Regions from separate parts of the Homo sapiens genome. Here region 1 is linked to region 2. Evidence: chromatin contacts called from ENCODE Hi-C data. All regions are on one chromosome and are shown on one strand. The core of a region is the stretch at or near the end of the contact, and the rest is flanking DNA. Distances in the headings are between cores, read along the strand shown. Region 1 overlaps INPP5D (inositol polyphosphate-5-phosphatase D). Region 2 has its middle 19 kb from the start of GPR55.

Region 1 (3,037 bases), core at 44-2,543, 2.1 Mb before region 2:
GATGACAAATGGCATGGATACTCTTTCCAGAATTCTCTGACAGACTGGGGAAGGGATTAGGGATCTTGCAGCCACACAAGAGGGAGGGGCTGCTCAGTCACAAAGGCATGTGTACCCCAGGGGGCTAGAAAACGGGGGGAGGCTTGGCTTTCTCAGGGGATTAGAAGAAAGATGCCAGAAGAGCTGGAATAAAAACTTACTCAAAGACCTAACAGAAGAAAGGTCTTTTGTGTCAAAGAACAGAGTTTGCAAAGTGAACAAGCCGAACACATTGCAGGTACTATCAATGAAAGGAAAATGACAACACTGGAAAAGAATTCCCACCGGCTTCAAAGTAGAAAAAAAGAAAAAAATGGGTCGCCTCTATAGGAACCAGCACAAGTTTGGCCTTGGATTTTGTACTCGGAACTATTCATAACGCTACATTCTTTTTTTTTTTTTTCTTTGAGACAGTCTTGCTCTGTCACCCAGCTGGAGTGCAGTGGTGAGACCTCAGCTCGCTGCAGCCTCTGCCTCTCAGGTTCAAGCGATCCTCCCACCTCAGCCTCCGGAGTAGCTGTGACTACGGGCATGCACCACCACACCCGACTAAGTTTTGCATTTTTAGTAGAGACGGGGTTTCACCATGTTGCCCAGGCTAGTCCCAAACTCCTGACCTCAGGTGATCCACCTGCCTCAGCCTCCCAAAGTGCTGGGATTACAGGAGTGAGCCACTGCACCCAGCCTGTAACACTACATTCTTGAAGGTAGTGCTGTACCTTTTACAGGATTTTGAGCGAACAGTTGGTTCCAAGAATTTTATATCTATCAAATTACTCTTGAATGTGTAGACAACTAAAGATGTTTTGAGATATTCAGAGGCTTGGAAAATAGATCTGTCCATATTCTGCAGTAGACAGAAAAACCAATTCAAAATGCAGGCTTCTAGAAGGTGAGTGTCAGAGCATAAAGGAACCCCTCCACCAGCACGGACCCCCTTGGGGCCCATTGTCCTTGGCATGGCTGTGGAGCCCACACAGGGCAGCCCTGGCCGTGCTAGGCTTCTATGCCCTGAACCTTTTCTGTGCCCCTTGTTGTGCAACTTCAGGAAGTGTGTTAGAGCCACATCCTTTGCCCGGCGGCTCAGACGGAATCTTTACTTCACTCAGTGACCACTCAGAACAATAACAGCTGCCACTCGCTTCCTGAGCTTAATAACAATGGCTCAACCGTTCACCTCCCGGATGCTTGTGACGGAACAGCTTTTAGAAAGTTGTTTTGTTTTCCCTCTCCAAAAGCCATGTCGCCCGGAGATACGTGACAGCCACCGTCAGGGACCAGGGACTTGAGTCACAAGTGTCTCTTCTTTAGAACTCACCGGAATGGCTCAGACCACTGGATTTTTTCTTCCAAATCGGGAAAGAATAATGAAAGGGTCTATGAGATAGATATTTTCTAACTCTTCATCTAAACTTGCATGAAAACCTGGGAGTGTGGCTGGGCATGGTGGCTCACGCCTGTAATCCCAACACTTTGGGAGGCTGAGGCGGGTGGATCACTTGAGCCCAGGCGTTTGAGACCAGCCTGGGCAACATAGTGAAACCCTATCTCTACAGAAAAATACAAAATTTAGCTGGGCATAGTGGTGCACACCTGTAATCTCAGCTACTCAGGAGACTGAGGTGGGAGAATTGCTTGAGCCTGGGAGCAGAGGTTGCAGTGAGCCGAGGTCGCGCCACTGCACTCCAGCCTGGTCTACAGAACAAGACCCTGTCTCAAAAACAAAACAAAACAAAACAGAAAAACACCTGGGGGTGCTCCCATCTTGACTGAAACAATCAATATCCTAGATACAATCTCAACCTCAAGAAAAGACAGGAAGTTCACAGAGAACATTGATGTGATAGGGGATTATGGGTAGTTCTAATTTTCTGCTTTATTCCTCTCGGTGGGAAGGATGTTAGAAAGGACGCAAGGGCCAAAAGGTTGTAGGGTGGAGCCGAAGGGCCTCTTTTGCTTCAACTGTGGCCCTAGGTTTGAGACAGCCATTTATGCGACACGTCTGAGGCCACTCCAGGCCTCCCTGGCCACCCTGGAGCTGGCCCATGAGGGCGGCTTGCAGGACCTCAGACTCTTCCTTACTTTCCCAAAGAGGGGCCATTTCAAAGGCAGCAGCAGCCTCCCAGCTCAGTCTGCAGCGAGCAGCTCAAGATAGGCACCGCTTCTCTTAGGGGAGAGTCACTTCCCTTTCCAAGTCAAGAAAGGAGTTTTGGCTTTACAAGAAACCCACTCTCTTGGTGTGGGACAGTCAGGCCTGCGGGGCTGAGCCGTTCTGCCTTCGTCTGGCCTCACACAGGGCTCAGAGCACTGCCCCAACCCTCCCCCAACCAGGAAAAGCAGTGCAAGCTGAGTCCAGAAGGTTCTCAGGGTTTGAGTGGCACAGCAGCTGTTGAACAACTGCTTAACAGTTCCAGAGCGTACTCAGGTCCCTGAAGACATGAAGCCCATAGCCCAAAGAGCAGAGCTGAGGGAGATGGAGTTCCAAAATTTACCCCTCCTTCCCCACCACTCCCAGCACTGCCTAGAATGCTCTAAAGCACCTCCAGCTCCCTGCTGTCTCCACCCTCCTCCCCAGCAGCTTCCTTGTGCTGGGAGGTATGTGTGTGATCTCTACTTTCCAGCAGTTTCTTGGCAGTCCTTGCCCAAGGCCACATCGCTGACCAAATTGGACTTGAACCCAGATCCCAGCCGGGAATGGAGTCTGCTTTCATTCTAGGGGCACCTCACTGATTTACCACAAGGGACAGATGCCACCTGGGATCAAATATTATCTATAACCATGTGAAGGGCAAGAGGCCAAGCTCTCTGAGAGGCCACATTGCCCTGTCTCCCTGTCCCTCTGGGCAGAGTCCTGGGCTCATCCTTCCCCAGGGGACTCCAGACAGGCTTGGAAACACCTTCTGGATTGGAAGGAAGAAAGCTTAGCCGGGGAGGCCGGGAGGCCTGGCTGTGAGTTCCAACTTCCGCAGTTCTCAGCAACACTCATATTTAGAACGAG
Region 2 (3,112 bases), core at 491-2,990:
AGAACGTATTCCTCTTAACTGAAACACCTTTGACCAACATCTCCCCCTTCCACACCCTCCCTAGCCCTCCAGCCCCTGGCAACTCCCATCCTATTTCCTGCTTCTGTGAGTTTTGACTTCTTTAAATTCCACATATAAGTGAGGTCATGCAGTATGTGTCTTTCTGAGTCTGGCTTATTTCACTGAGCATGATGCCCTCTGGGTTCATTTATGTTGTCACAAATGACAAGATTCCCTTTTTTAATGGCTAAATAATATTTCATTGTGTATATGTTTTTAATCCATTCATCCACTGATGGACACTTAGGCTGTTTCCCTATCTTGGTTATTGTGAATAAAAAGGACACTTTTTAATGCAACTACCATGCCATTATCTTAGCTAACACAATTAAAAGTCAATCTGTAGACCGGGCGTGGTGGCTCAGCCCTGTAATCCCAGCACTTTGGGAGGCGAGGCGGACGGATCACGAGGTCAGTAGATCGAGACCATCCTGGCTAACACGGTGAAACCCCGTCTCTACAAAAAATACAAAAAGTGAACCAGGTGTGGTGGTACCTGCCTGTAGTCCCAGCTACTTGGGAGGCTGAGGAAGGAGAATGGCGTGAACCCGGGAGGTGGAGCTTGCAGTGAGCCGAGATAGTGCCACTGCACTCCAGCCTGGGCGACAGAGCGAGACTCCGTCTCAAAAACAACAACAACAACAAAAAGTGAATCTGTAATATCGTCCACCACGAAATCCATATTCAGATTCCTCCATTGTGTCAAAACTGTCTTTTTATGGCTGGTTTGTTCAAATCAGGGCTCAAATAAGGGCGCGGGTTGCATTCTTTCCAAGTCACCCCTTTTTTTTTCCCCTTTCCTTTTCATGTCATTGATTTGTTGGAAAAACTGGGTCATTGGGAGTGCATTCTCAATGCACAGCAAATAATTGGAATCCTCTATCCAGCGCTTGCCCTTGGAAAGGCCTCCATGCAGGAGGCAGCTGCCTCCCGGAACTCAGTCCTCTCTCAGCCTCTTTCCACCTCAAATCCCAACCACACACTCGCCACCCACGTCCCCGCTTCATTCTGGGAATTGCCTTTCCTCTCCCCCGCCGCCATCTTTTTGCGCAGATCACCTTAGCCTGTCTGTCTTCTGTAGTCTTCTATCTGCTTTGTCCACCACCAGAATTTGTTACTACCGAGGAGGGCCAGCAGACACAAATCCTTCCCCTAGAGGCTGGTGGGAGGAAGGAAGGCAGCTCCCAGCCCCGCAGTGAGGCTCCTGCTCCTGCTTCATGGAGGGCGATGTGCGGGAACCTTACCTGGTTCTTCCCCCGGCAGCGAGTGTGGGTGGCTGGGACAGCATCTACGTTCGTTGTCGCATCTGCAGGGCCTAGCGCAGCGCCTGGTATTTGCAGGGCATCAAGAATGATTCTTGGAGGGCTGAACAACCAGCATGAGGGCAGGCAATGGGCCTTCCTTGTCTTTGATACCGTGGCCAGGCCTGAAGAATCAGGATGAACAAGCGGAATGTGAATTTGTTATTTTTATTTTTAATTTTTCTGGTACATAGTAGGTGTCTGTATTTACGGGGTACATGAGATCAAAGTAAATTTGTGACAAAGCATTCAGTTATATTCTCTCCACTCCTGAAAGATTCTCTTCACCTTCAGTTAAAGCAAATCATGCTGTAGGACGTCACTGTTGAGTCATTCTCCGGGGGCTCCCAGAGACACGGCATTCTCGTTTTCACTCTGAGAATTAAATCTTGTGCCGGGTGTCACAGTCATCTCTGTTGTGGACATTTCCCTCTGAACTAACCAGCGATGGTTACTGGAAACCACGGCTCCTCCACCTCCCTCCACAGGCTTTCTCCCCTTCCCTTCCACACTTCTGGGGTTTGCCTGGGGATCCAAGTCTCTACACTGGTGAAGCAGGCACAGCTGTCAGGTCACAGACTCACGTGTGCAGGACCATAGCTTCTGGGTCATCAAGCTCATGGAAGCCCCCGGGACAGTCATGTGGGCACACGTTGGAGGGATGTGGATTTGCCCCTTTCCACACCACAGCTTTGCCCTGTCCAATGTCCAGTGGTGGGTAATTTCCTGGGAAGTCTCCTTGAGGTCCTCTCTGGGACCCGGCATCTGGGACCAAGATGCTGTTGTGTGTGTAATGAATGGCAGAAGGCATCTTCATGGAGAGGCTTCTCACTTCACTACTCTTGCTGGTCCTCCTCCTGGGCTAGGGCCAGGGAGAAGAGGGACAGCCCGAGGGCCCCTTCCTAAGACAGACCCTGTGTTAGGCCATTCTTATGTTGCTATAAAGAAATACCTGAGGCTGGATAATTTATAAAGAAAAGAGGTTTAATTGGCTCACTGTTCTGTAGACTTTATATGAAGTGTGGTGCCGGCATCTGCCCTGCTTCTGATGAGACCTTGCTTGCAATTTTGGCAGAAGGCGAAGAGGAAGCGGCATCTCACATGGCCAGAGTGGGAGCAGAGGAGGGGTGGGGAGGTGCCGCACACTTTCAAACAGCCAGATCTCGCAAGAAGGAACTCGCTGCTGAGAGGACAGCACCAAGGGGAGGGCGCAAGATCATTCATGGGAAATCCACCCCCATGATCCAACCCCCTCCACCAGGCCCCGCCTCCAGCACTGGGGATGACAGTTCAACATGAGATTTAGAGGGGACAACACCCAAACTCCATCAGACCCTGGACGGGGATAGCTCTTAGCTCTCCAGGCTCTTGCTCCGTGACCTACTCTGGCATTGTTGCCTCTCTTGCTTGGCCCCCCAGCTGGGGATGCCCGGAGACAAACATGGGCACTGCTGCTCCTGCCAGGAAATTCCTGAGCCCAGACATCTCTTAGCACCCATGCCCAGGGCTGGCTGGGCTTCTTGGCCCTCCACGGAGGGGCTGGCTAGTGGGAGAGGAGAGGAGGTGCACAGGAAGGAGGGGCTGCTCTGGAAGGCAATAGCCAGCCAAGCTCTCGGGCAGTCTGGGGGCGGGGAGCCAGCCAGGATGCTGTCCTGCTAACAGGGGATGGCTCCGGATGTAGATGGGCCTTGACCTGGCTCTAGTCCAAGCACTGCCCGGGATGGCCTCTGCTGGGGCCTCAGTTTCCACCT

What was found. Hi-C counts contacts between places; a loop is a spot of excess contacts on that map. Pooled maps may share reads with other maps.
Region 1: a map with no recorded cell type shows a loop between it and region 2 (26-fold over the local background). The contact joins two enhancer-like sites. A Hi-C loop is called at or near these places in 4 of 37 single-sample maps with no recorded cell type and 3 of 50 pooled maps.

What each region holds. Positions count from the first base shown.
Region 1 is chr2:233,082,792-233,085,828 of GRCh38, reverse strand. All of the region lies in intron 2 of INPP5D (inositol polyphosphate-5-phosphatase D), which reads right to left. Among named protein-coding and RNA genes, the nearest start is that of INPP5D, 24 kb to the right of the region's middle. RefSeq lists an enhancer at 956-1,005 and a silencer at 996-1,290. Within about 2 kb of position 1,293, at least 22 of the 41 ENCODE cell types and tissues checked have a DNase peak (open chromatin) inside an H3K27ac peak, as active enhancers do.
Region 2 is chr2:230,943,164-230,946,275 of GRCh38, reverse strand. It overlaps a transcript of GPR55 not described here. Among named protein-coding and RNA genes, the nearest start is that of GPR55, 19 kb to the right of the region's middle. RefSeq lists enhancers at 2,168-2,387, 2,698-2,907. Within about 2 kb of position 1,740, at least 2 of the 41 ENCODE cell types and tissues checked have a DNase peak (open chromatin) inside an H3K27ac peak, as active enhancers do.